Regions from separate parts of the Homo sapiens genome. Here region 2 is linked to region 1. The links are chromatin loops, found by intact Hi-C in ENCODE. Cell type or tissue: Calu3. All regions are shown on one strand. Each heading gives the region's core, and the rest is flanking DNA. Links, peaks and the distances in the headings are about the cores only. Region 1 overlaps LOC105369165 (a long non-coding RNA gene). Region 2 overlaps LOC105369165 (a long non-coding RNA gene).

Region 1 (15,641 bases), core at 3,088-11,087:
TTAGTGGTCCTGTCTTTTATTATTTTTGTAGCATTTGCCCTTTCCTTTTATCTTTTTCTCCAGCTTCATTGAAGTATGATTGACAAATAAAAATTGTATACATTTAAGTTGTACAATGTGATTATTAGATATACATAATGTAAATATACATTGTGAAGTGTTCATCGCAAGCTAGTTATCATATCCATCATCTCACATAGTTACCCTTTGTGTGTGATGAGAACAGTCAAGGGCTATTCTCTTAGCAAATGCCAAGTATACAATATATTATTAACTATAGTCATTAAGCCTCCAGAATTTACTGGTCTTACAACTGAAAGTCTGTATCCTTTGACCAACAACTTCCCATTTCCCCCACTCATGTAGCCCTGATAACCACCATTCTACTCTATTTTTACAAGTTCACCTTTTTTAGATTCCACATATAAGTGCGGGCATACCTTGGAGATATTGTGGGTTCACTTCCAGACCACTGCAACAAAGCAAATATCACAATAAAGTGAGTTACACAAGTGTTTTAGTTTTCCCTTGCATGTAGAAGCTATATTTACACTATATTTTAGTTTATTAAGTTTGCAATAGCATTATGTCTAAAAAATGTGCATACCTTAATTTAAAAAACTTTATTGCTACAAAACGCTAATGAGCACCAGTGCCTTCAGTGAGTCATAATCTTTTTGCTGGTGGAGGGTGTTGCTTCAGTGTTGATGGCTGCTGATTGATCAGGGTGGTAGTTGCTGAGCTTTGGGGTGGCTGTGGTAAAATAAGGCAACTTAAAGTTTATTACCTCAATTGACTATTCCTTTTAAGAAATACTTATCTGTAGCCTGTAAAACTGTTTGATACCATTTCAAACAGTAGAACCTCTTTCAAAAATGGAGTCAATCCTCTCAAACTGCTGATTACCAATTAATTTTATGTAATATTCTAAGCCCATTATTGTCAACAATTTTCACAGCATCTTCTCCACGAGTAGTTTCCATCTCAAGAAACCACTTTCTTTTCTCATCCATAAGAAGTAACTCATCATCCATTAAAGTTTTATCATGAGATTGCATCAATTCTGTCATATCTTCAGTCTCTACTTCTAATTTAGGTCTAATTATAATTCTACTGCAGATGTGGTAGAAACAGAATGATAATGGGTTATTAACTAACTCATTAATAAGGGTTAGAATAACTTCTTCCAAACTCCTGTTAATGTTGCTATTTTGACCTCCCATGAATCACAAATGTTTTTAATGTAATTTAGCGTGGTGATTCCTTTTCAGAAGGTTTTCAATTTCCTCTCGCAGATCCATCAGAGGAATCACTACCTATGGCAGCTATAACCTTAATAAATGTTTTTCTGAAATAACACAACTTGAAAGTCAACATTACTCCTTGATCCATGAGCTACAGCAGAATGGATATTGAGTTAACACATATGAAAATAACATTAATCTTCATCAGAGCTATGGGGCGACTAGGTGCAATGTCAATGAGCAGTAATGTTCTGAGCAATATGCCTCAGCAGTGGGCTTAAAATATTCAGTAAACCATGCTATATACAAATGTTCTGTCATCCAGACTTTGTTGTTCCTTTTATAGAGCACATGCAGAGTAGATTTAGCATCATCCTTAAGGGCCCTGGAATTTTCAGAATGGTCAGTGTGCATTGGCTTCCATTTAAAGTCACCAGCTGCATCAGCCCCCAGCATGGCCTGACCTTTGAAGATTTGAAGCCAGGCATTGACTGCTCTTCTCTAGCTGAGTCCTAGATGGTATCTTCTTCCAATAGAAGGCTGTTTTATCTACATTGAAAATATGTTGTTTCTTTCATCAGTGATCTTAGGTAGATATTTCAGATAACTTGCTGCAGCTTCAACATTAGTACTTGCTGCTTCACCTTGCACTTTTATGTTGTAGAGATAGCTATTTTCCATAAATCTCATGAACCAACCTCTGCTAGCTTGAAACTTTTCTTCCACTGCTTCCTCACCTCTCTCAGGCTTCATAGAATTGAAGAGAGTTAGGGCCTTGCTCTCAATTAGGCTTTGGCTTAATACAGTGTTATGAATGGTTTGGTTTTCTATCCAGACCATTAAAACTTTCTCCAATATTATCAATAAGGTTGTTTTATATTCGTATTACTTATATGTTCACTGGAGTTTCTGTTAATTTCCTTTGAAAAATTTTTTTTTTTTTTACATTCACCACTTGGATGATTGTTACTCAGAAGAGGCCTAGCTTTTGGCCTATCTCAGCTTTTGACATGCCTTTCTCACTAAGCTTAATCATTTCTAGTTTTCTATTTAAAGGAAGGAACATACAACTCTTCCTTTAACTTGAATCACTCAGAGACCATTGTACGGCTATTAATTGGCCTAATTTCAATATTATTATGACTCAGGGAGGGAGGCCCAAGAACAGAGGGAGAGATGGAGGAACTGTTGGTCTGTGGAGAAGTCAGAACACACACAAGATGTATCAGCTACGTGCAGTGTGTTATATGGGCACTGTTAGTAGCTTCTCCAAAGAGTTACAATAGTAAAACCAAAGATCAGTGATCACAATCACTGTAACAGATATTATAATAATAATGAAAAAGTTTGACATATTGTGAGAATTACCAAAATGTGACACAGAGACGTGAAGTGAGCACATGCTGTTGGAAAATGGCACCCATAGACTTGTTCCATGTAGAGTTGCCACAAACTTTCAACTTGTAAAAAATTCAATATTTGTGAAGCACAATTGTGTGGAAAAACACAAACTGATTTTCCTCTGCTGTCGTACCACATCAATCAACACTGAAGATTTCTGTGACCCAGTGTGTAGGTTTTTTTCCTTATGCACCAAGCAATCAATTCTGCGGTAGACACCCGCTGAGTGTCCTGTAATTCAATTCAGTTCTGACACTACCTGGAGATAGTGTCTGATCCCACAACTTGAGCACTCCATCCCCAAGCCTGATCCCTACTCCCGATACCAATTGCAAGCCCCAGGTTGTTTGACCTGTGCTTCTGGCTGTCTATAAATTAGGGATCCCACAGCTCACTCCTTGGGTTTAATTTGTGAGAGTGACTCAGAGAACTCGGGGAAACATGCTTACCAATTTATTGTAAAGATACTACAAAGGATACAGAAGAAGGGATGCACAGGCATGTGGGAAGAGGTTCCCTCCAGGAACTGCAGATGTTCAGCTACCCAGAAGCTCTTCCGTATTTCATCCTCTTCAGCCTTTCCTGGAAACTTCATTGTATAGGCATGAAGCATGGCCAACTGTGTAGACATGTGACAAAACAAAAAGGGTATGATCTAATACTAATAGACTGAGTGGAGAAACCCATCAAAATCTGTCTATCCATATTTTTCTTGTCCTCTCTCTGCAGCATTGTTCCTCCAGGGTACAGGGCACGACTTCTTAAATTAGAGTCTTATGACCTACAAATCAGACTAGGTAGGTCAGAGAATTTCTTTATGGCCAGCTCCAAGAAAAAAAAGGTAGGGGAAGATGTCTGCTTTGGGGAGAAAAAGGAGCAAATGAAAGAAGGATAGGAGAAGGTCAGATAGAGAGAGAAAGAGAAAGAGAGAGATTGTATTTTCTGAGACCTTCTGAAACCTTAAGGGTCCCAACATTTTAACAAGAACTAAAGGAGTTATGGAGTTATGAGCCAGGAACTGTAGACAAGTATCAGAGCAATAAAGAGAAGTACACATAAAACAATGTCTGTCTGTGATATTATGTAGTATTTGTCTTTCTGTGTCTGACCTTTTTCACTTAGCATAATTGTCCTCTGTCCTCCATCATTTTATGTTGAGGATTATCATCTCTGTTGGAGTCAACCGTTGATAAAATTCCCCTCCCTTCATATTATCATGAAGTTCTAAACATTTCTCTTCTACTCATGGCATTGTTCTTTGTTATCCTATAGATTTATACTGTATATCTTCTATTATGTTAGTGTGATTGGGGAAAGATGAAAGATGAACATATATGATCATTTCGTCTTCCATTTTCACCATAGCATTCGGATATTTGTGGCATTCCATCAAATGTTAGTTTTTCAACTTCAAAATACTTATATCCTTTTCTCTCACAATTATATAGGAGGCAGTAAATGACACCTATGCCAGTATTATTTTTTAATCTTTGAAAAGAGTCATATTGATTTAACTATTGGACAAATACTGCTTGGGCTATGCTTACTTGTTTACTACTGAATTAACATAGGGTTGAAGGTGATTGACAGATATATTTCTGATTCTGAAGTCATATTTACTCAAATGATACCAACCTGAATTGCTTTCGAGATGCTCTTCTCATTAGGTTTCCTGAGATTGACTGTTGACATGAGGTCTAAAATTCTCTCAAGGTTTCTTCTCTTTTATTAAAGGTGAAGTTGGTAAATCGGGCATTTAAGAATAGCACATCAGGCTTCCACATTTTCCTAATTTTTTATTTTGTTTTAACCAATTTTAATAATTGGACATCATACTAGTGTGCTTTTATTCATGTAATTGCAATTTTCTCTATACTGATGAGAAAACTACTGGTTCTAGAAACTAAATATTTTTTCCTAATTCAACGGGGTAAATAATTAGCAAATCCAGAATTCAAAATCCAAATTTCTTGTTTCCTTTCCTATGTTATGCTGTGCTAAACAGGGTTTTTTTTTTTTTTTTCTTTTTCCCAAAGTGATTTGGTCAGCTACTAGCATCACTTCTGAGAATGTTTTTCTGGTCTGTGAGTTTCTAGGCCAAGTAGAGAATTCAATCTTTGATATTTAGAGATATATGCCTCATTGTAACATGGTAAGGACTGTGGATATATTCTTCCAAACATTAACTTTGTAAATTTCTGAATTGACCAGTAAATATAGCACACAACATGGTACCTCCTATAATAAAATCAACTATAAGAGTGGAGAGGGAAATAATTATCTACCATGTGAACTGATGACTTGCAGTCATAAATGTGAAAAATAGCTACAGATAGTTTCTGAAAATTTGATTGAAAATAAATTTCTGTGTGTACAGGTATGTGTGTGCATGATTTCAATGTAGGACAAATTCGTATGGTTGAATTATAACACTTGGGAATCCTGAGTTTGTGTTGCTTTTACATTGCCTGGCTTATATCACTGTGTTTCAACTTCCTATTGAATAGTAAAATGTTTATTGCAATATGCCATAGTAAAAACTTATTTACATTCTTAACATATGAGTTTACTTCACATTGTGACAGGAGAAAGAGAAGACATAAAGATGTATTATTTACCCATGCCACTGTTAACCAGAAAGCAAAATAAATGAAGAGGTGAAAAAAAAATCTCACGGAGTACAAGTAGATCATCTGATCTTTTTACTTAAGTAAAAATGATGGGTACCTGTTTCATAAATATGATTAAAATGGTTATATGGTAAAGTATGCATGACTATCCCTTCCAAGTAAGCATATGGATATCAAACAAAAAAGGGTCATTATAGGTAAATGAATTATCTGTAGTCAAACATATTATCTTCTCCCTGTTTCGTACATTGTCATAGCAACGATTGACTTCATATGGCCTGACTCAGCTACTCAGCAACCAAAGAGAAAAAAAATGTTCTGTTTCCTGTAATCTGCTGCTAGAGGTGATACCTTTAGATGGTGCAGTAATAAGAGATGATGCTTAAACCTACCGGATTTTCTTTCGTGATTGCAGCAAAATTAATAATTATCTACTGGATACAGGGCAGTTGTCATTTTGAGTTTTGGGTGGTAATATCTATAGGTGAGGAACAGAAGTGTTTCAAGAATGTTCAGTGATTATTGGTAAAAATGGAGACAGGACAACCTTTCAATAGTTATTTGTCCAAACATTTTTTGTGTGTATCTTAGAAATGAGCAAAGACTTACATAATATGAGATTTCTGAACAAATATTTTACGAATGCCTAAAACTCAATTCCACTTTTCTGTATCCTTCTATTTTACAACATTCTTCAGTCTTTCCTTATACTGAGCTAGTTATTTTTATGTGAAACGAATTTATAAATTTTTTTTTTGCTAAAATAAGAAGGGAAAAAAGTGCATTTATTTCCAACTGAGAGTGTTGAGGATCTGGTGTTGGTGTTCTCCTAAATATCATAGTAATGGAATAGCAAACATTTGCTGGCCATAGATTTATATACTTTTCTATGTGGACTGTGTGGAAGAGATATAATTTATGTTGCATAAAATCACAAGTAAGATTTTATTTTTGTATGGGCTTGTGCAGACTGAAAAAGAACAACAAATAAGCCGTTAAAGAATTAACTTAAAATGTCACTCAGTTCTAATTTCAGTTTCAGTTTTAGTTTCTAATTCTGAATAAAATGGGTTTAGATGTCTGGTTTTTCAAGTGAATTTTACTAAGTAGACCACACGGCCATTATCAGCAGAGCCTGAAGGTGGTCCCTTACCTAGGAAAAGATAAGGAAAAGCCATCTTTTTTGTTTTGTTTTGTTTTTTAATTTCTCATTTCACTATTATAGCTATATTTCTCATTTTATCTAGAAAATAACCACTTATGAATATGAATATCTTTTTCTGTAGGGAATACAACTGAGTAGAAACAGAAATCTGAGAGTAACATATGGATCACATCTATGTGATGTGTGCACCACTGGTAACTTGTCCTCTGCCCATGGTCGTCCTAATATGTATACAGAGGTACTGTACCTCTAAGTCCAGGTTTCACCTAACAATTTAACAGAGCAGTACTGGGAGCCACTTCTGAGATTTTCCTACAAAACCATTATATTTTATTTTCATTTAATTTAATTTAATAGAAAATAGCTAGGAAGGGGAGTTAAACACTTTAAAAATCTGAAATGTGGTCAACCCTTCCCTTCCCTCCACGCTACTGTCTTGATTATATTTTCAGTCTTTCACCTCATTCAGGTGATTTCATTTATCATTTAAAGATTATCTTAAAGACAAAGATTTAGCCACTTCACTGTTTTCTGTTTCAGTTGTGTCATCTCTCAGTTCTGCATTTCAAGAATACTGAATCAGATTTGTAGAACATCAAATGCTTGGAGCTCTTTGGAAAAATGACCCTATGTTAATACAAAGTGTTGCTTTGTATTAACTTTCAAAAAATGACTCAGTCCCTATGAGTCATAGTTTCTCCTCTATAAATTTGAAATGTTGGAAGTCACAGTATTGATCTTGGCTTAAGTACTGGTCCTGAATTTATCAAACTCGTTGTAAAATGAGTTAAAAGTGAGGCTGAGCGCAGGGCCAAAACAAGGCTGAGACAAAACATTCTTCCTTTAACTTGTCTGTGTTTCCCAGAGAATGTGTTCTCATTATTTTGTCTGCTGTTTTGTACCTTTGGACATTCCACCAATGATGAAATTCAGACAGGTAATTGCAACATTCCTCATATCATCTTCTAAAGATTAAATGTCTCCTCGCTTGTGTTTTTTTCATTTTATTTGGCATTATATTTTATTGCATTTAGATAATCAGCAGAACTTGGTGCCTGTCTCTTTATTTATGAAATGGGGAAAGAGTATCTCCTTTATGTTGCTATTGTTGTGTTAAATATAATAGCATATATTTAAAACGTGGAAAGGCATGAATGGTGAATAGTCAATAAGTGCTAGTTTCCTCCCTGTTCTCCAGCCCCTAGATATGGGAAATATTTCTTTGCAGTAAGTTGATCTGTGCTTACTGCATTAGTTAACAATTGTTATGTTACAAAGCATTCCAAACTCCTTAAATAATCAACATTTTAAACATTTCTCGTGAAGATAGAGCCATGTTGCTCTGCTAATCTTGGCTAGGTTTGGCTCATCTCACAGAGGCCTGATCATGTCATGAATAATTATCCAGCTAAGGGAGACTAGGCTTAGAGTGGTTTTTAATACCTCCTATCCCTTCAGCAGCCCAATCCCTTCAGTGGGGTATCTAAGAGCAAACAGTCTCAACTGTGGAAGATGACAAGGAAAAATGAGCATATACTTTTCAAGGTTGGATATTGCTAATATCTCAGTGGTTAAAGTAAGTCACATGACTGAACCCAAAATCAGAGCATGGAGGGACTGTATAATTTCAGGAAAAAAAGCATGGATAATTAGGACCATTGGTACAATCGACTTATTACCTCTACAAAGTTTCTTGCAGACCCTTGTAATTAGTCAAGGTTTAGTCAGAGAAGCAGAATACCCACAGATCGTCAAGTGGTATTGAATGATTTACTTTAAGAGTTAAACCTTATGCAATTGCGGGACTGACCTATTAGAGCAGGCTGTGTACCCTCTGTCTTGTGTTGATTCTGAAGCTGTTTTGGTCATCCAGAGTGCTACTCTAAAGAAAACCAGGATGTGTAAAGTCAATAACTAGAGCTCATGACAACAACTGGGACCTATGTCTGTCTCTCACCATCTCTAACCTTGGTGCAGTGACTGGTTACCTGGAGGGAAAGGTTATGTCCTTCACTGTAAGTTACACATATCCTTAACCCAATAATAAAATAAACTGAAGGGGAGGATTTAGGTGGGAGCTTCAGGAAATACTGCCCTAGTTCATTGCTGAGCTGCTACACTGCCTGATGCTCTGTATCAAGCTTTAAAGTATAAAAATGTATGACTATTTCTTCACTTCTGTCTTCTAAATTGCATGCAAATGTCTCCTGTGGCGAAAACGAATCTAGAGCTGTACAGGGAGGAGAATTCTGAGAAATGTGTTTTAAGCTTGGTCTCCTCTGCTGTTTTGTTAAAATCTCTTTTTGTCTCATATCACTTTATACTGATTATGCTGAACTGGTGTTTTTAAAGGGTCTCACATTCAACTTCTCTCCCTAAAAGAGTTAAGATTCCTAGCTATTCAACTCAGTATGGCAGAAGGGATGTAAAAAAAAAATCCAGCATCTCAATATTTGGCATTTTTTAGCTAATTTCCCATCTCATAATTTGTGATAAAATACCTCTGTGATCTCCACTTTGCTTCTACATAAGAAAAAGTTTATATCATGCTTTGCCATCCTCCATAATAAAAGATGCTTTCATAAATGCAAAGAGAATGAAAATTTAATTTGTAAAATAATGACTGTAACTGTAAGTAACCAAGGGGACAGATAAACCAACCAAGTATATTAGGAATCTGTTATCATTTAAGAGAGGAAATTACTGCAATGCCTGAATAATTGTTAGTGAATTAATACAAAATTTTAGTGAACCTCAATTGACTTCAGTGTAAAGTCCCACAATTGGATATGTAGAGCTAATTATCAAAGGGGAAATCATAGACTTTCTACCTTAAAGCAACCAATTATCTAATGGTATTTATTACTGTTTCTTTGTTTCTTATTAAATATTTTACTATAGAAATAACCATGACTAGCCAGTTCAGAAAAAAAGATCAGACCTCTATATGTGTGTGTGTGTGTGTGTGTGTGTGTGTGTGTGTGTGTATATATTTGTATGATCTCTATCTATACTGCAATGAAAATTTTTGGCTTGAGAAAGAGAAATTCCTACTGTTAATTGGTACAGGGAAATCAAAATCATGATATGAGCAAATAATACGGAGAAAAAAGTGCAAATAGAATTGTTAATGAAGGTGAGATTTAAGAAAAGTTAATTTTAAAGGTAATATCTTATTTATGGATAGTTGCTATAGGGGTAGTACAGAAAGAAAGAACTTGATTTCTTCTTATTTCTTTTCATCACGATACGTGCTACATGATGATATAGCAGGATAGAATATGGATGGCTATTTTGTTGCTGTTTATCATTTCCAATTGTGGTAAAAACTCATTAAATTTAGTTAACTACCTTGACCATTTTTAAGTGTGTAATTCAGTGGTGTTAACTGTATTCACTGTGTCGTACAATAGATGTCTAGACTTTTTTATCTTGCAAAACTGAAAGTCTAAATGTCTTGAACACTTCCCCATTTCCCCCTCCCTTCAGCCTCTAGCAACTATCTTTCTTTCATTTTCTATGACTTTAACTACTTTAGATAGTTCATATGAGTAGAATCAAACAGTATTTGTCTTTTTCTGATGGCTTATTTCACCTAGCATAATGTCCTCTAGATTCATCCATGTTGTAGCATGTAATAGAATTTCCCATTTCTAAGGCTGAATAATATTCAGTGGGATATATACCACACTTTCTTTATCTATTCATCCATTGATGAATGTTTGAGTTGCTTCCACTTCTTGGCTATTGTAAATAATGCTGAAATGACCATGGATGTGCACGTATCGCTTTGAGATCCTGCTTTTATTTTTTTGGATATATAACAAGAAGTGGGATTGATGAGTCATTTGGTAATTCTATTTCTAACAATTTTTAAGGAAAACTTCATAGTATTTTCTATGTGGCTTAATTATTTTACATTTTCACCAACAGTGCACAAATGTTCTAATTTTTCCACATTCTGACCATCATTTGGTATTTTCTGGGGTTTCCATTACTGATGTTTGTTTTGTTTTGTCTTTATGATAGTGAGCGTCCTAATGGTGTGAAGTGATATCTCACTGTGGTTTTGATTTGCATTTCTCTAATGATTAATGATGTTGAGCATCTTTTCATTTGCTTGTTTGGCCATTTGTGTACCCTTTTTGGAGAAATGTCTATTGAAGTCCTTTTTCTATTTTTAAAAATCAGGTCATTTGTTTTGTTGCTGTTGTTGTAGATTTGTAGAAATTCTTAGATATTCTAAATATAGCCCCCTTGTTATGGTTTGGCTGTGTCCCCACCTAAATCTCATCTTGAATTATAACTCCTACAATTCCCACATGTCCTGGGAGGCACCCAGGGGGAGGTAATTTAATTATGGGGGTAGGTCTTCCCTGCTCTGTTCTCATAATAGTGAATGAGTCTCATGAGATCTGATGGTTTTAAAAATGGGAGTTTCCCTGCACAAGCTCTCTTTTTTCTAGCTGCCATCCATGTAAGACACAATTTGCTCCTCCTTGCCTTCTGCTGTGATTGTGAGGCTTCCCCAGCCATGTGGAATTGTAAGGCCGTTAAACACTTTTTCCTGTATAAATTACCTAGTCTCGGGTATGTCTTTATCAGCAGCATGAAAATAAACTAATACAGTAAATTGGTACCAGGAGTGGAGTATTGCTGAAAAGATACCCCAAAATGTGGAAGTGACTTTGGAACTGGGCAACAGGCAGAGGCTGGAACAGTTTTCAGGGCTCAGAAGAAGATAGGAAAATGTGGGAATGTTTACAACTTCCTAGAGACTTGTTGAATGGCTTCAGCAAGAATGCTGATGATGTGAACAATAAAGTCCAGGCTGAGGTGGTCTCATATGGAGATGAGGAACTTGGGAACTGGAGCAGAGGTGACCCTTGTGTTTTAGCAAAGAGACTGGCGGCATTTTTCCCCTGCCCTAGAGATTTGTGGAACTTTGGACTTGAGAGAGATGATTTAGGGTATCCGGCAGAAGAAATTTCTAAGCAGGAAAGCATTCAAGAGGTGACTTGAGTGCTGTTAAAAGCATTCAGTTTTATAAGGGAAGCAGAGCATGAAAGTTCTGAAAATTTCCAGCCTGACAATGCAATAGAAAAGAAAAACCCATTTTCTGAGGAGAAATTCAAGCTGGCTGCAGAAATTTGCATAACTAATGAGGAGCTGAATGTTAATCCCCAAGACAATGGGGAAAATGTCTCCAGGATATGTCAGAGATCTACATGGCAGCCCCTGTCATCGCAAGCTGACGTAGGAGAAAAAAATGGTTTTGTGGGCCAGGCCCAGGGTCCCCTTGCTGTATGCAGTCTAGGGCCCTGGTGCCCTGTTTCCCAGCTGCTCCTGCCATGACTAAGAGGGGCAAAGGTACAGCTTGGGCTATGGCTTCAGATGGTTCAAGCCTCAAGCCATGGCAGCTTCCATATGGTGTTGAGCCTGTGGGTTCACAAAGGTCAAAAATTGAAGTTTTGGAACCTCTACTTAAATTTCAGAGGATGTATGGAAATGCCTGGATGTCCAGGCAGAAGTTTGCTGCAGGGGAGGAAGTCTCATGGAGAACCTCTGCTATGGTGGCGTGGAAGGGAAAAGTGGGGTTGGAGCCCGCACACAGAGTCCCTACTGGGGAACTGCCTAGTGGAGCTGTGAGAAGAGGCCCACCAGCCTCCAGACCTTAGAATGGAATATCCACCAACAGCTTGCACTGTGTGTCTAGAAAAGGCAGAGACACTCAACGCCAGCCCATGAAAGCAGCTAGGAGGGAGGCTGTACCCTGCAGAGCCACAGGGGTGAAGCTGCCTAAGACCATGGGGATCCACCTCTTGTATCAGTGTGACCTGGAAGTGTGACATGAAGTCAAAGGAGATCATTTTGGAACTTTAAGATTTGACTGCCCTGATCAGTTTTGGACTTGCGTGGTGCCTGTAGCCCCTTTGTTTTGGCCAATTACTCCCATTTGAAATGGCTATATTTACCTAATGCCTGTACCCCCATTTTATCTAGGAAGTAATTAAATTGCTTTTTATTTTTCAGGCTGATAAGTGGAAAGGACTTGCCTTATCTCCGATGACACACGGGACTGTGGGCTTTTGAGTTAATGGTGAAATGAGTTAAGACTTTGGGGGACTTTTGGGAAGGCATGATTGGTTTTGAAATGTGAGGACATGAGATTTGGGAGGGGTCAGGGGCAGAATGATATGGTTTGGCTGTATCTGCACCCAATCACATCTTTAATTGTAACTCCCACAATTCCCATGTGTCATGGGTGGAACCTGATGGGAGGTGATTTAATTGTGGGGGCAGGTCTTTCCTGCACTGTTCTCATGATAATAAGTGAGTCTCAGAAGATTTGATGGTTTTTAAAATGGGAGTTTCCCTGCACAAGCTCTCTTTTTCCCTGCGGCCATTCATGTAAGACATGACTTGCTCCTCCTTGCCTTCCACCATGCTTGTGAGGCTTCCCCAGCCACATGGAGCTGTAAGTCCCTTAAACTCTTTTTCCCGTATAAATTACCAAGTCTCGGGTATGTTTGTATCAGCACTGTGAAAATGGACTAATACACCCCTTATCAGCTATCTGATTTTCAAATATTTTCTCCAATTCTGTTGGTTGCATTTCACTGTTTATTTTTTCCTTTGATGTACAGAAGATTTTAAGTTTTATGTAGTTCCACTTATCTAACCTTGCTTTTGTTGCCAATGCTTTTGGTGTTATGTACAAGAAATCATTGCCAAATCCAAAATCACAAACCTTCTTCTCTATGTTTATTTCTAGATTTTTATAGTTTAAAATTTGACATTTACATTTTTCTTTAATTCATTTTGAATTTTTGCATATGGTATAAAATAAGGGTCCAACCTCATTCTTTTGCATATGAATATCTAGTTTTCCCAATACCATTTTTTGAAGAGGCATTCCCTCTTGTGTGGTGTTGGCATGCTTGTTAAAGATTATTTTACCATATATGTGAGGGTTTATTTCCAGGCTCTCTCTGCATTCCATGGGTCTATATGTCTGTCTTTATGCCAGTACCACCACACTGTTTTGATTAGGCAATATTGTTATAAGTTAAGTGTCATTGAGATTTTAATAGAGACTACATTGAATCTGTAGATTGCTTTGGGTACATTTAATAATGAGTCTTTCAGTCCATGAAAATCAGGTGTCTTTGGATTTATTTGTATCTTTAATTTCTTTTAGTAATATTCTGTAGTTTTCATTGTACAAGTCTTTGCCTCTTTGGTCAAGTTTATGCTTAAGAATTTTATTTTTTGATGATATTATAAATGAAATTGCTTTCTTAATTTTCTTTTGGCGTTGTTTATTGTTAGCATGTATAGAAACACAACTATTTTGTGTGTGATAATTTTGTATCCTGTAAATTTGCTGAGTTTGTTTATTAGTTCTAACAATTTTCTGTGGACTCTTTAGTGTTTCCTACCTGTAAGATCATGTCATCCAGAAGCAGGGATAACTTTGTTTCCTCTTTTACAATTTGGTACCTTTTATTTATTTTTCTTGACCAGTTGCTCTGGCAAGAGCCATCAGTACTGGTTTATATAAGTGGTGACAGTAAAAACCATTGACTTTTTCCTAATTTTAGAGGAACATGGCTCTAAATTGAACACATTCCTAAGTTAAACACATTCCTTTCTCAAGAATGGTCAACATGACTATGTGTTTAATTTAGGCAACAGGTGGCGGGTGTGTTCATTGTCTGTTATATGCTCTCATACAATGTTCTGGGATCTCTATTTCACTGTTTTGGCTGTGACCTTTAGTTGTTTTTCTTCTTTTCAACACCTCTGTCCGATGTACCTTCTTATTCCAGGGTTTTTGAGACATTAAATTTATTCCCAGTGATTTACTTTTTTCTGGCTTCCCATAGCCCATGAACACCCATGTAACAGTATTCTGTCTTAAGCACTATTATTTTATTATGTTTGTATTTTTTTAACCCTTATTTTAGGTTCAGGGGTACCTGTGCAGGTTTGATATATAGGTAAATTACATGTCACAGGGGTTTGTTGTACAGATTATTTTGTTACCCAAGTAATAAGCATAGTACTTGATAGGTAGTTGTTTGATTTTTATCCTCCACCCTCAAATAGGCCCTGGCCTCAAATATTCATTCCTTTATGTCCGTGTGCATTTTATTTGTTTAGATTTTGTGGTTTGATAAAGTATTTTCTCCATTTTCTTACTCTAATATGATCTTACTAGGGACCTGTATATGATACATTTCATCTTCACTAGTCTTTAATTTTTTGTTAAGTAGAAAATTTTCTGGAACTGTACATTCATTGACTTTACTTACTGTCACTGACTTTACTCAGACCACTTTATAGTATTACTGTGGAGACAAAAGTAGTAGTTTGCTATTTTTTCATTGATCGGAAGAAGCGTATATATGGTTGCTTTTTATATGCTCTGTACTGTAGTCAGTATTGTGGCAGAGATCATGGCAGACTCTCTAGGATGTTTCATAAGATATCTACTATATTTCCAGTCTCCTTATTCTTTATGCCTCTACTGTACAGGCAGGGGAAATAATGCATCAACACATTTTTTAGCTCATATATATTGTCAAGTGGTCTTTGACAAAGATGCCAAGACCACAAAATTGGAAAAAGACACTATCTTCAAAGAATGGTTTTTGGGTAGGCTGGATTTTCCAATACAAAAAAAAATAAGTGGGGCAAGGGACAGATTTTGACATTCTAATTTTAAAAAATGGACAGATATGGTTGATACTGCCCTCTCTCCTTCATTGAATAAAGTTATGGTGGGTGGACCCATAGTAGCCACCTTGTAAGCACAAGAAAAAGACTAAGAGAACAACGACAAAAAATGGCCTTGACAAGCTAAACAAATACCAGGAGTTCCCTAGATTCACATATCTGGTGAGAAAGGTAAATTTCTACATGTTTAGTCCGTTTTAACTATTCTGTTACTCGTAGCTGATTGTTATACTAAATTTTATATATATATAATATATATATGTACATGTGTATATATGTGTGTATATATGTTGAGATGCTTCACAATATATATGTATGTATATGTGTATATATACACATATGTATATTATATATGTGTGTATATATGTGTATGTGTATATATGCGTATATGCATATATGTATGTGTCTATATGCGTATATGCATATATGTATGTGTCTATATGCGTATATGCATATATG
Region 2 (15,641 bases), core at 3,261-11,260, 120 kb after region 1:
AGACCTGAGAAGACCCTTAGGCTCTCACTTCAGAATGACCTGCCTACTCTGCCCAAGCAGTAAGTGAAAGCTAAGGCAGAGTTGTAAACCATCAGGCTGAGTGTTCAAGGCATGCTCCATATTGATTGCAAGAATTAAGGAAATTTCTGTCTACTTATTATTTAGATGATTCCTAAATAACCATTTAGAGACTTCAATGACCACATATGCCAAAGAATAAATAATTTATAGAATTAGTAGTTTAGAGAAATCAGTAAACAAACAACTACTACAACAAGGAGCAACAACAGTAAACTCTTAAGAGGAGCAGACTTGATTTCCAGAGTTGCCACATTTTAGAATATTTAAAATGTTTTTGTGTGTGTAACAAAATTCCAAATCTAATTACAATAAAAAATACAGGACATGCAAAGAAATTTTTTTAAAAAATGTCCAACGCTCAGGAAAAAAAAAAAAATAGAAACTGTCCCTGATAAGGCTGAGATACAGGACTTATTGTGCTTTAAATCAGCTACATAAAATATATTTAAAAGTTAAATGAAATCATATTCTCAAAACCATGTTCTGAAGCAAAGTAAGAGAACAATGTCTCACCAAATGAATAGTCTCAATAAAGACATAATTTATAAAAATGAATCAAATATAAATTCTGAAGATAAAACTACAATAAATGAAATAAAAATTCACTGGAGGGGATGAAGAGCAGAATTTAAGAGAAAAAAGAATCAGTGACTTTGAAGATTGGTCTATCAGGATGATCTAGTCTGAGAATCTAAAGAAAAAATAAATGAAGAAAAATAAACAGAGCTTCAGGAGCTGTGGGATACCATCAAATGTACCACCTTATGCATAATGGGAGTTCTAGAAAAAAAGAGAGAAAAAGGAACAAAAATAATATTTGAGATATAATAGCCAATGTAGATTAGTATCTTTCTTAAAAATCAGATTTTGAAAGTTTTAAGCTCATTTATAGGACAAATTCAAGGGAACTATACCTAGCCTCGCTACAGTGAAACTACCAAAAAGAGACAGACAATGTTGAAAGCAGCAAGAGAGAAAGAACTAATCTCATTCAAGGTATGATCAATAAGATTAACAGCTGATTACTCACCAGAACAACGCAGGCAGAAAATGGCAGTGGGATACAATATTTACAGTGCTAATAAACCAAAAATTTGTCAACTAAAAATTTCAAATAAAAAAAACCTATTCTTCAAAAATGAAGAAGAAATTAAGATATTCCCAGATTTAAAAAACAACAAACAAAAAACTTGAGATAGTCTATTGCTTGCAGACCTGCTCCGAAAGAAAGCCAAAAGGAGTACATCAAGCTGAAATGAAAGGACACTAGAAAGTAATTTAAATTCACACAAAGAATTAAATGGCACCAGCAAAAATAGCTTCTTAAGTAAATATAAAACAGTATAAATATATTTTTTGTTTTTAAATTTTTTTATCTGATTTAAAAGACACCTACATAAATCAATTATTAATCTTTGTTAATGGGCACGTCATAGAATATAATTTGTGATAACACTCTAAAGGAGAGAGAAAATGGAGCTATAGAGGAGATACATTTTTATGTTATTGCAATTAAGTTGGTATTAACCTGAATTAGATTACTGTAAATTAAGTTGTTAATTATAATCCCTAAGACAACAACTAAAAAACTTAAAAAAAAGTAAATTAAATAAGAATATTAAAGTGTTACAATAGAAAATATCTATCTAACATAAAATAGGACAATAATGGAGGAAGAGGTGACAACAAAAATCCATAATAACTGCAGAAAACAAATAGCAATATAGTAGGTGTAGAGCCTACCTTACAACTAATTACATTATATATATATGGCTTAAATTTCAAATTAAAGGGCAGATATTAGTAGAAGGAATAAAAAGCATGATTCAAATATATGCTCTCTAGATCATGGTACAGTGAGGCCCTCTACATTCCACTTCCAGGCAGATTTCTAGGCAGTCAAAGCTCCTACTCACCTGGATGGCCTGAGCCACCCATCCTTCCTGTGCAGAGGTGTGGTGAAGCAGGGTTCTCTCCACTCTATGCTCAGGAAGATCTCCAGGCATCTGGAGCACCTGTTCACCTGGATAACCAGCTGAATCACCCCACCCTTGCTCTGAATAGATTGTAGTGTAGTAGGGCCCTCTACACTCCACACTTATGCAGATTTCCAGGCATCTGGAGCACACACTTTTCTGGAGTAGGAGGTTAGCGTCCCCACCAACATGCAGAGAGCTTGGGGCCAAGGTGCTCTTCAGCTCCATGCCTAAACACACCTCTGGGGCACTTGGTTGCTACCTACTGTGTCCCCCTCCATTCTGGTGCTTGTACTTGCCATTGGGGGATGTGTAAGCAGGACTGCCTGGTCCAGACCTGCCCATCTTGCCCCACCCTGGGATGAGCAGAAACCTCAAACCACTGTGTACTCCATGGATAAGCCCATTACTTGATGCAACAGAGAGCTTCGTCCAGTAAGCAAGGATCAAGTATATGACCATCCATATTGGCTATAGCTGTCTCTTACCTATAAGTACCATCTACAGGCCTGTAGATCAAACCACACAGCCCAATATAGAACCTGCCAACAGAATTACACGGGGATATAGAAATAAAGTCAAAAAAACCCTACTCAACAATCTCTACAGTAACATCCCCTAGGGAGTGAGGAAAGTGAAAGAAAAAACAATTCTATCTTCATTAATATATGTACAAAATTAGGAATGCCACCATCTCCAGATGAGAATAAATCAGCACGAGAATCTGGCACCATGAAAAATCTGAATGTTGTGATGCCATCTAAGGATTACACTAGCCCTCCAGCAATGACTCCTAGGAATCAGCAGTGACTCCAGTGACTCCTACTTGAGCATGGTATATAATTCCTTCATATGTTGATGAATTCAGTTCACTTGTCTTTTGCTGTGATTTTTGCAACTATATTCTCAAGTATTGAGTTCCAAAATTGAATAAGTAATATAAATCCAAACAACAGAAAAGGCCCTGGACCAAATGGATTAACAGCTTAATTCTACCAGACATACAAAGAAGAGCTATTATCAGTTCTATTAAAACTTTTCTGAAAAAAAATCGAGGAGGACAAACTCCTTTCTAACTTATTCTATGAAGCCAGCATCACCTTAACACCGAAATTTGGCAAAGACAAACAAAGAAAACTACAGGCCAATATCCTTGATGAACATAGACACGAAAATTCTCAACAAAATATTAGCGAACCAAATCCTGCAACACATCAAAAAGTTCATTCACAACAATCAACTAGGCTTTATTTCTGGGATGCGAAGTTGGTTCAACATATGCAAATCAATAAATGTGATTCACCACACAAACAGAATTAAAAACAGAAACCATATGATCATCTCAATAGACACAGAAAAGGCTTTCAGTGAAATCCATCATCTCTTCATGATAAAAACCCTCAACAAATTAGGCTTCAAAGGAACATACTTCAAAATAATAAGAGCGATCTAGGACAAACCCACAGAAAACATCATACTGAATGGGCAAAAGCTAGAAGCATTCCCCTCAAGGACAGGAACAGGACAAGTATGCCCACTCCCACCAGTCCCGTTCAACACAGTACTGGATATCCTAGCAAGGGAAATCAGTCCAGAGAAAGAAATAAAAGTCATCCAAATAGGACAAAAGGAAGTCAAATTATCTCTCTTCACTAACAATATGACGCTTTACTCAGAAAACCCTAGAAACTCCAACAAAAAGATCCTAGAATTGATAAAAATTTTCCGTAAGTTTTTAAGGTACAAAAACCAATGTACAAAAATCCATAGCATTTCTGTATACCAAAAGGATTCAAGCTGAGAGCCAAAACAAGAATGGAATCACATTTTTAATAGCCATGGAAACAAAAACTAAAATATCTAGGAATACAGTTAACCAAGGAGGTGAAAGATCCTACAAGGAGTACTCTAACAATGCTAAAACAAATCAGATGACACAAACAAATGCAAAACCATTTAATGCTCATTGATTGGAAGAATCAATAACATTGAAATGGACATACTTTCCAAAGTAATCGACAGATTTAATGCTATTCCTATCAAACTACCAGTCTCATTTTTCACAGACTTAGAAAAAACCTTTTTTGAGACTCTGTCTCAAAAAACAAAAGACACAAATAGGTTCAAAATAAATAGAAAAAGACAGACCATACAAATAGCATAAAAAGAGTGCTTGAGATAGCTTCAGTAATATCCGATAAAATAGACTTTAAGACAAAAAATGTTACTAAATACAAAGATGGACATTTTATTACAATGAAAAGATCAACTTAAGAAGATATAAAATTTGTAAACATGTTTTTACCTAACAAAGAGTTCTTAAATATATGACAAAAAACGTAAAATTGAAGGGACAATAGACAATTCAGTAACTATAATTGGAAAATTATATATGCTACTTTCAATAATGGCTCAAACAACTAACTACTGAGAATATCAGCAAGAAATCAGAAGACATAAAAAGCACTGTAAACAAACTATATGTAAAACATATCTACAAATGATATTCTCAAAATGGCCGAATATAGAATTTTCTTGAGTTGCATGTGAAACATTCTCTAGAATAGGCCATCAAAAAAGGTTCAATATATCTATAGTAATTGAAACCATACAAAGTAATTATCTGATCGCGATGGATTAAAACTGAAAATAAGAGGAAAATTTAAAAAGCCACAAATATGTTAAATGTAAACAACATACTCCTAAATAACCAATGAGTCAAATAATAAATCACAGAGGAAAGTGGAAAATATTTTGAGACTTATAGAAGTAAAAGCAACCTATGGAAAACTATAGGATGCACCCAAAGCAGTACTCAAGGGAAATTTATAGCTCTAGACACCCAAAGAGAAGGTTTCAAATTAATAACTAACTTTCATTTTAAGAAATTTGAAATACCAAATTAAATTAAGCCCAAAGCGAACCTAAGGAAAGAAGTAACAAAGATTAGCACATAAATGAATTGAAGAGAAGAGCAAAAGACAATAGAGAAAAATCAATGAAATCAGAAGTTGTTTGCAAACAACCAAATCAAATTTTTAGCAAGATTGACCTAGAAAAATTAGACAATTCGCATTACTAAAATCAGGAATAAAAAAGGGACATTACTATTAGCTCTATAAAAATGAAAAGGATTCTAAAACTGCAAACCGCTGTATGCTAACAAATTAGGTAATGTCGATGAAATGGGCAAATTCTTGGAAAGACACAGACTATCAAAACCGAATGAAGAAGAGAGAGAAAAACTCAACAGGTTTATCAAGAGATTGAATTAGTAATAAGAAACTGCCAACAACATCGAAAACCCAGGACTGGATGATTTCACCAGTGAATCCTACCAAACATTTAAAGATCCAACAGAAAATAAAACTACAGATCAATATAACTTGAGAATATATTTGCAAAAATCACAGCAAAAGACAAATGAACTGAATTCATCGGCATATGAAGGAATTATACACCATGATCAAGTGGGATTTTTCCTAGGAATCCCAGATTTTTTCAACATATACAAATTAATTAATTTGACACATCATATTAAGAGAGAGGAGGGGAAGGGCACATGACCTGGCTAATTGAAAAAATGCATTTGACAAAATACAACACCTCTATTTTTTTTTTAGTTAAAAAAACACTTAACAAACTAGAAATTATAGAAACTTCCTCAACCTTGTCAAAAATGTAGAGAAATTGTAATCCTCATACATGGCGTTATGTATAAATGTAAAATGGCACAGCCATGTGGAAATCAGTTTGGTCTTTCCTTTAAATGTTAAACATTGAGTTACCATATAAGCCAGCAATTATACTTCTAGGTATATAACCAAGAGAATTAAAAATACACATTCACACAAAAACTTGTACCTGAATCTTTGTAGTCTTATTTGTAACAGTCAAATAGCAGACACAACTCAAATGTTCATCAACTGATGATAAAACACTATGTGGTATATTCACAGAATAGAATATTACTCAGCCACACACAAAAAGAAAGTACTACCACATGCTAAAACGTGGATGTACCTTGAAAACTATGCTATGTGAAAGGAGGCACAAAAGGCTACCTATTGTCTGAGTTGACTTATATGAAACCTTCAGAATAGGCATAGAGAAAGAAATCCACAGATAAAAAGTAGATTAATGGTTGCAAGGTGTTGGTAGGTGAAACAATGGGGTGTGGCTGCTTAACATGTGTAGGATTTCTTTTTGGACTGTGAAAGTGTTTTGGAATTAGATGTTTGTCATTGTCGCAAAATCTTGTGAATATACTAAAGAACTATTGAATTGTACCCTTTAAGTTGGTCTTGATGAATGTATGTGATTTATATCTGAATACATATTTTTAAAGTATTATTAATTATGACACGTGATTGGATTTGGTAGTAAGAAAAGAAGAGGGAGAATTCTAAAGAGTAAAGAAGTGGCACATATAGAGTAGGCTTTAGCTCTGGGGTTAGATCTGGTGACCAAGGAAGGAACAGAATGTTAAAGCTCTCCCCCATCCCGGGCTCAGATCCAGACCTGTCTGGAGAGGGAACAACTATGGATAAAGGATGGTAGATAAGTTACTGAGATGTTGTAGCAGGACTTTTGTAAATTCTGCTCTTTGGGACATCAAGGAAAATTGCCTACTGGGAGTTTCGGTTTTTATAACTTGCTGTAAGGCCTCCCAACAGTCTCTCAGAGAAGCGTTCATAGGAATGTGCCTCGTCTCCAAGGGTGTCTGGGAAAGAGCTACTGACTGCTGAGCTCTGAAACAGCCACCTGAACTGCAGGAACTTAGCAAGAGGAACAGCTCAGATCCAAGAAGAGAAACCCTTTCTTTTTGTACTGTTTATCTACTGCCCTCTAATGACAGCACTTAACAACGTGACAGTTGACCAAGGATATTTACAGGGTCCATCTCTGTTATTGCAGATCTGGCAATGAAGAATGGACTTGGAAGTGGTAGACAATACAATTGATAACTGGAAGAACAGATAACAGAACAGCATACAGGTTGACTTTCCTTGGAATATGTGAATCCTTGAGCAAGAACTTCCTTAAAAGGGGGTTTGGGCAGACAGACATTGATGTGACTTACTTTATACAGATTTCATGCAGTCAAAAATGAGAACTCTTTTTAAGGCTTTGAGGAAGCACATTCAGTTTGCTTGTACTTTATTGTGCCATTGTATAAAGTGTCCCGTATTCTCAGGAGTTTGTGGGCTAAATATGCTTTATATTCAGTAGCTAGGTAATTTGGAACATTGGCTTCATTCAAGTAGCTTAAGTCATCAGTTGCCCAGCTATTGTTTTCTTAATATAGTTATTATAAACCAATTCATATGTAATTCATAGAATCAAATGTTTTTGATTCTGCTTCCCTTTATTTCACTTACACCTGTTTAATTAAACAGTCTCATTGTGGTTATCTCCTGGGCCCTGCTTCAGGGAGGATCTTCTACATATGCAGTTTTTTACAGAAACATGGTTGGCATTGTACATTAATTATCTTATGCCTAATAATGAAATTAATGACAGTAAATACCATCTAACATTCCTATGGTGTTCAACGTTTGCCAGCCATTTTCATGTACATTACTCCATTAGTAAGACCAGAATGAAAATATAATTTTAATTGTATTAAAAACTTATTTTGAGTTCCTTTTTTGCCACATATTCATTTTTTAAAGTTGTTCAAATAGTTTATTCAATAATTCTCATTTTTATCAGGTGTGGAATAGTTATAATAATACCTGCCTACATATAATACAAGGATAAATAGGATTCTAAAGTGTTTTACAAATATGGGTTACTATGGTTGTCATTATTCCAATAGAGAATATTTTACAAAGTGAAAATGGAAGTATTTCTATGTAAGTCTGATACGGTTAGACTTGGTGTCCCCACCCAAATTTCATCTTGAATTGTCCCCATAATCCCCACGTGTCAAGGGAGAGACCAGGTGGAGCTAAACTGATATGTCCTCCTCCCAGCAATGAATGAGAGATATCTATCCCCACAGCATCAATAATACTTAATATTATCAAAATTTCCAATTGGTCACAATCTGACGGGTGAAAAAATCTATCTTATCTCTTGTTTGTTTTCCCTGATTACTAATAAGTCTGCCTACATTTTTTTTTTTTTTTTTTTTTTTTTGAGACGGAGTCTTGCTCTGTCTCCCAGGCTGGAGTGCAATGGCGCGATCTCAGCTCACTGCAAGCTCCGCCTCCCGGGTTCACGCCATTCTCCTGCCTCAGCCTCCCAAGTACCTGGGACTACAGGCGCCTGCCACCACACCCGGCTAATTTTTTGTATTTTCAGTAGAGACAGGGTTTCATCACCGCGTTAGCCAGGACGGTCTCGATCTCCTGACCTCATAATCCGCCCGCCTCAGACTCCCAAAGTGCTGGGATTACAGGCGTGAGCCACCGCGCCCGGCCAAGTCTGCCTACTTTTCATGTGTTTCTTCTTCTGTAAATTTCCTGTTGATAATGTTTGTTAATTTTCTATGGGAAAAATTTACTTTTTCCTAAAAACTGCAAGGATTCTTATGTCCTATATTACTACACAAGAAAACTCTGACCATAGTAAGCATTGTAATAAGGAAAATTGTATAAGCAGAAGAAGCTGTAGCCATAGAGTTCCAGTCCAATTATTTTGCTTTTAAATTTGAGGAAATTAAGGCTAAAAGAAGGAAGATGGGTTCCTACATGACACAAGATGAGTTGAGGGTCAGTGTCTGGTATAGAAGCTGGATTTCTGAATGCTTGTCCAGCAAATTGTGCAGAAAATTTTGATTCAGAATTAGGTATAAACTTATTTCTAGATTACATTTAGTAGCCTAATATCAAAGCAATGAAAGGATTGCCACACAAAAATTTTAAATTTGCAAAATTACCTGATTTGGAAGGCAGGGCATGTAAAATATTTCCTGACATTAAAATAAACTACAAAAGAGATAAAGATCAAATGACTTTACAGAGTCTGTTTCTAATGGTTCGAAGTACTTAATCAAGTTCCAACCTGATGTCTTATCCATTTAAATGGCCATTTTTTTTCTATTATTTTAAAAGCAGAGAAAGGTAAATTAAAAGAGACTGTAGGGCTATCTAAATTTTCTCATACTTCATAGAGGTTAAAATAACCCTTAACCTAGAAGGATAAAGCACTGAATTAAAAGTAGTTTATACAAAGGACAAATATTCTCTACAGACCCCAATTTCTTTTGAAAGTTGCCGACTTACCTAAAATTTCTTCCTAGCAGCATTGTTTATCTATACTTTAAAATAACTTTCGGTAGAGAATAGAAAGTTGCTTAATATCCTTATCATTAGCTTGTGCCATAAGTTGCACATTGTTTTTGTCTCTTTTATTAAATTTAAAAGTTAGCTTTAAGTTAAGGTAGTTGTAAAACTAAAAGGCAATCAAGTAAATTAATGCATCCCATGATGCATTCATTCTAATGAATCAAGTTCTAATTGTCAAGTTACTATATAGTTTCCATGCAGAATAAATTAGAGAACATATAGCCATCCTCTTAAATCACTTCAAGGACTCACATAGTGTCTTTAGTAGAGATATTTTGACATTTCAGGACCATTATCAATATTGGATAATGATGACAATGAAAACAATAGTGCTTGTTTTTGAGGGTTATCAATGTGCATAACACTTGTGCATGGCACTGAAAACTTACAACAATCAGTAAACTTCATACTGTCTTTAGTACTGTCCTATAGCTGAGAAAGCCAAAACTTAGAATAGAAAATCAACTTGCTCACGGTTGCACAGCAAATAAAGCTAAAAAATAGAAAAGGATTCTCAGTCACTCCTTTGAATTCTGTAACTTATCTGATTCAGTATTTTTAATATCAAATATCAAAATATTTATTTGGTGTTCCCTACTTCACAGATTTCCTCACTCCTCTCCTTTTCCCCAATCTTCCATGACAAAGACACAGTTAGTGAGAATGCATATTAAACAAGTTAAACCCTTTATATTTAACAAACTAATCTCTTCCATAAAGACATACTATAGAAAATAAATGCCTTACCTGATAGTAAATTGAAACGAAATTTTCAAGTATTGATAAAGAGTCATTAGACTGTCATAAAGATATAGTGCACCCTGATGGGATGTTGGTATAAATTGGTAAGATTATATTGAAAAAAAAAAACTACTGAATGATAATTTCCTTGGTAAAGATTGTTTTTAGCTCTAAATAATGGAAAACACTATGGCTTAAACATATAGGAATTTTTTCTCATATAAAAAGTTGAGTTGTGAGTTGTTATTGGAGTTGATTCACACCTCTCTGCAATGGTCTTGGCCTTTTCTTCGTGGTTACAAGTGAATAGGGATGCTCCCATGTTTCTATCCATATTTAAGCAGGAAAAAGGAGAATCAGTTGTTTGTTTGCTTTCCTTCAGAAGGCAAGAAAAGCTTTCTCAAAATCTCTCAGATAAACTTGTTACTTGGACAGCAAGGGAATGTCAAAATTGAGAAGCCCATTGTTCTAACATTGCCAAATACAAAGGACTGCACCAAGACCAACCAGAGTTTTATTAATCAGGAAGAAGTGAGAGGATTAATGTCTTTTAGAAAGTTCTGTTTTTCAGAATGGTGTGCCCATATGACAGCAAAAAAGTGTTATGATTTGTAATACTTAAAGTCAGAAGCAAGATGCATGTTCTAATGTTATAAATAGTGCATTGTTGTAGCATGGTATAGCTGTTGGAGTCAGACACTCTTGAACTGTATCACCTTTGTCAATCTAATCAATCTCTCAGAACCATAGTTTTTATAGAAATAAAAGTATTTGGCTCACAAAATATAGTATGAATCAGGTAGGCAACTATCTATAACATTCCTGCATCTGTAACATGCTTGTGTTAGTTACTGACAGTCTTCAAAATGGAATAAAGTCTCAGAACAATAAATGACTTTTGGTGCCTACCTAAAAGTTACATATGAATATTCCCAGTATTTGGTGACTGTCCTCCCAGAAGGACCCACAGGAACTCATGCTCCTTTATTATTTAGCTTTACTTTCTAGTAGGGCCTTATACTTGTCTTCATCCAGCTGGTAAGAGGAAAAAGATATAAAAAATGTTTCCCTAAAAGTGATACAAGTTTTTTCTTTCACAATAGGTTAGATAGATGGATGCATCTAGATGCAGGAAGACTGGGAAATGTAATCCCTGCTAGATAGCTACCCCAGTAACAAGTCTATATTCAGGAAGAGGGAGTATACATTGTGGTTGCAGATGATAATCTCTTCTACAATGCTCCTTAATCATTAATATTTTTCAACATATCTGCTTTCTAAGAGAACTAGATTCTAATTAAAGCAAGCACTGTGAAGTCAGTAAGGAGTACAGCTTGAGTCATATGGGTAGCTGATGAATGTTTACAGGAAGGAAGCATAATATAGTAGCTTCATGGACTCTGAAGCAAGATTGCCTGCATTCAAATTCTTACTTCACCAATTCCTAGTTGTGTGATTTTGGGTTAGTTACTTAACCTTGCTTTCTTTCTCTATGAAAATGGGAATAGTAAAATGAATTACCTATGCTATACAGGTTATTTTGATGATTAATTATTAATAGAATTAAAGCTTTTAGGACAATATTTATACTGAATACAGTATAAATTCATACAGTATTTATATCATATAGTATTTACATTGAATTTGGTTTGATTTCTGGAATATATATATTTAGATATATACATATCATGAAATATTTAATGAACATCAACAAATGCAAGAGATAATCAGAGGCATGTCAAATAGTATTTGCCTAAATGTGCTTACAAAGACAATGGGGACACTGAAAATCTTCGGATAGGTGGAACTATACTCAGTATATTATGGAATTGTGCCTGCTAGCCTGAAGAGGTCAGGAAAGTCTATGTGGAGCAGGTGATTTGTAATATAATAGTATGCAACAGACAGGCATGGAGAGGTGCTTAGGTGTGAGACCTGGTGCCAATGATGTCTTGAACAGGAAAGGAGTCTGTAGACACAGTTTGAAGATGTCAGTATCTCACTTCAATGCCTCTCTTAAGGAGAAAATATTGTTGGTTAGGATTTGGGTCATATATGGTGGAAGTGATAGATGACAAAGAAGCTTTCCCTAGAGATACTTCCTTTTTCACTACACTCATCCATCAAAGGAAAATAATGATGATGGTGGTGATGGTGTAAGGTTGATAAATTTGTTCTTAGAACAGAAAGAATTCAAGACAACCTGTAATTGAGAACTAGAGACAGGCATAAAGAAGAACTGAGAATCTAGATTTTGAAATCTGAAGTGAGTGCTAAATGAAAATCTTTAAAATATCTTATAATTAATTATTCAAATTTTAGTAACTTCATCATCCACAATGAATATTGAGCAATATAAGTATGTGACATGTAGTAATCACATGAACAAATCTAGCTTTTTTTCTTATTTTCTAACGTTTCACAGAATTCTACTTTTATGTTGGTAAGGAAATTAAGTTCAATATGTTGCCTTCTTCTAAATAATTAGCTATTACACACTAACATGGGACAAGAAGTAACTATAATATTAAAATGGCCCCAGAGTCTGGAGTCAGAAAAATCTGGTTTTGTATCTTGAGTTGACTAAATTACATGTGCTATGGATTTGCAGATGCTATTTAGGAATGCTCTATCCTAAAACTATCAGAAGCACTTTCTAAAAATGTGTTTAATTAAAATGAAAATGTATTAATTAACATAACATGTTCAAATAGAGGATGAAAAGGTAATCCAGAAGCAAAATGTTCCAGATTCTCTTGATTTAATATTTTGCCATCTTCCCAGAGTTTTTATTTTTTTTTGTCTTCAGATTATCTCTCCCTCACCATCATAAAATGCATGCACCATCTCAAGGCTTTCATTCTCACACAGCAATGCAAAAAGCTGGAAAAAAGGCTGCCTTTTCCTTGGTTCCCTTTTAAGAACAAATACAAGTTTCCAAAAATAAAACTAACCCCAGAACACTTTACACAATGTCTCATGGCTAAATTGCATTCCTTGTGCATAGTCACTAGCAAAGGAAATGATACCACGATTGTTGAAGACAGGCTTAGTGTCCCCTGAAACACACAGTTACTGGATAGGTGAACAATTTGGGGGTGCTGTTAACATAGTAAAGGAAGGAGGTGGCTTTCGGGAGACAACATTTGGAGATTGCCAGAAACTTTTTGACCTATAATACTCTCAGCTACAAAAATGTAACTATTATAGGTACTTTAGATGAGACTATGGTGATAAAAATATCTGGAACTTTTTATAATTTTCACTTCTGATAATCCAAGGGAAAAGGAGAAAAAAAAGTCATACTATTTTATACCTCTCACCCAACCTAGACCTGTAAGTACTTTATTCAAAATGCTTTCAAAGGAAAGCCAGTCTCCACATTTTGCTTTACCTCCTAGGGAAAACATGTGCCTTTATTCATCTAAATGTGAGGAACAGGAAAAGGAGAAACATACAACAGGCTTCCTGTCTAAGTTCAAATTCAGTGTGTAAGTGTTTTAGGTTCAGAGAACAACTTGAGTAATACCTGCAAAGTAAGTTCTCTAGGTAAAATACAGCTCCTAGCCAGGAAGCAGGCCATGTGGAAGAAGGCAGCGGAAGCCACTGCTACTACTTCTGTGAGCAATATCACTGGGCTTGAGCAATCTTTCTTTTGAAAAATTTAGATAATGATACTCTTAATTCTAGTGTTTTAAAGTATGCATCTGGAGAGGTGTTTTTCTTTTTTTGCCCTCATTTAACAAACTCTTAATTGTCCTCTCCAGTGGCAGCAGCAGTATATACCAGCTTTTTCTGATGAAAATAGAAACTGTTTAGAAATTCTTCTGGGTAATATTGAGGAATTTATACACATTTTGGATCCTGGCACCTGTTCTGTTCTTATAGTGGTGGGTTTTGTAATTTGGAATGAATTCTAGGTGTTAGACCTGCCTTAATGGTCTGAAGGGACAGAAAAGATTGACCTATAAACTGGAAAGTGTTTCACATTAGTTGATACCTCTGTTTATCCCTGTTTCTGTTTTTAGGCCTGGTAAAATCCATGCCTAGGGCTAGGTAGCAATATGTTACTTGAAGAGCACTACAAAGACCTGCGTGTGTTTAGATCAATAGTTTATTTTCTAAATCCTGCTGATTTGGATGTTTTGTGGTTTGAGGGAAACTCTGAATATTTGTCAGGTTATCATTTCGACAAATTCTTATTGTTTTGGAAACTTGGAAAATGTCCATAAATTCCATTGACCATCATGACAAGAAAAAGAAAAAACATCCGAACCTGAAAGGATGTAGAGCATAAATAAAAACAAGTAAAATGCAAGCCATCATTTGAATGCATTCTATGTACGAAGTGTTTTGCTTTCATGTGGATTAAATACACCCCTGCTTGCTCATCCCCATGGAGCTATCTTTGACTTGGAGCCCTACCTCTTCACACATCATTCTGATTCCTTCTCTGAAATGTATCTTTTGTATACCTTGTCCCTCAAAGTTAGGATCTCTTAGAAATATAAAGTGACATATTACATTAGTTCATTAAAGCTATAAAATAAATGTGTATTAATATATTACTGTCACTTGCTGAAGCAGATAGAACCACCCACCCAAAATGTGGTTTCAATGTTAGGACAGAAGCTACCATAAACATACAAAGAGGGTATAAAAAGGATTATTGCTTTCATCATTAAAGTCTCTGGGGAAAGCAGGCTTCTCAAGCAGGCTCGAAATGGTGCAAGAGAGCAAGGAAAGGAGACAGGCTTGAGTTTTCACTGTGGTTTATGAGTAGGAGCTTACATGGTTGGAATCTCCCACTAGTGCCAAAGAAGATGGCATCTGGGTTTTCTTATCAGCTTGTCACATGTGAGGCACAAAAAGGAGAAGGAGGAGTAAGACTTAAAAGCTGTTAGCAGTTAAATATCAAAAACTGTAGTCAGATTTCTCATTACATAATATAAACATGGAAAGAGACTGGTTCTCTTTCTTAGTAACACTAAATGGTGAATGAATAAATGAATAAATGCAGTCAATTACCATTATTCATGATAGTTATGTTCTATAAAGTCACCACAAACACTGAGTTAGTGAATATTGAACCATTGCTCCTAGGGGAAATATAGGGTTAGGTTCCTTTGAGCTTCTGGCCACAACATATACAACAGCTAAGAAACACACAAACTTACTTTATTTGTGTTTCTGTTTAATGACGCCTTATTTAACACATAGTGTTGATTCATTCACTTTGGACTCATGACTAGCACTCTAACTCATGCCTGAATGAGGCTTACCTAACTCACATCCTTTCTCTATAAGGCACATTGCAGCCTTCTTGCATGTAGAAACAGTAGACAGCCCTTCAGCATTACGCTTGGGGGCCATTTTAAACAGCAGTATCACTAATATAAAGCACAAAATTGTGAAACGTCACATTAAATAGAACAGAAAAGGATACTCGTATACTGTAGTATACTGTATAATAGTGGAAGCAAGAAGGCAGAGTATTGCTTTATTTGACCTCAGCTGGGAATGTGCAAGTCTGGCAACAAATTTTCAT

The links. A loop is a pair of places that touch in the nucleus more often than their neighbours do. Peaks named below come from ENCODE experiments on the same cell type or tissue, not always from the same donor. Only the 100,000 strongest peaks of a DNase experiment are listed, where the experiment ranks them.
Region 2: it touches region 1 in a loop (8-fold over the local background); 2 of 110 quality-filtered maps call a loop at or near these places.

The regions. Positions count from the first base shown.
Region 1 is chr2:52,926,141-52,941,781 of GRCh38, reverse strand. The region is part of intron 1 of LOC105369165 (a long non-coding RNA gene); the gene reads left to right. Among named protein-coding and RNA genes, the nearest start is that of MIR4431, 230 kb to the right of the region's middle. In Calu3, for the core only: no CTCF peak of the experiment used is centred there; a DNase peak (open chromatin) is centred at 7,251.
Region 2 is chr2:52,801,891-52,817,531 of GRCh38, reverse strand. It overlaps LOC105369165 (a long non-coding RNA gene), which reads left to right. Exons shown (of 7, transcript NR_187748.1): 4 at 6,975-7,055. Among named protein-coding and RNA genes, the nearest start is that of MIR4431, 110 kb to the right of the region's middle. In Calu3, for the core only: a CTCF peak has its summit at 6,836; no DNase peak of the experiment used is centred there.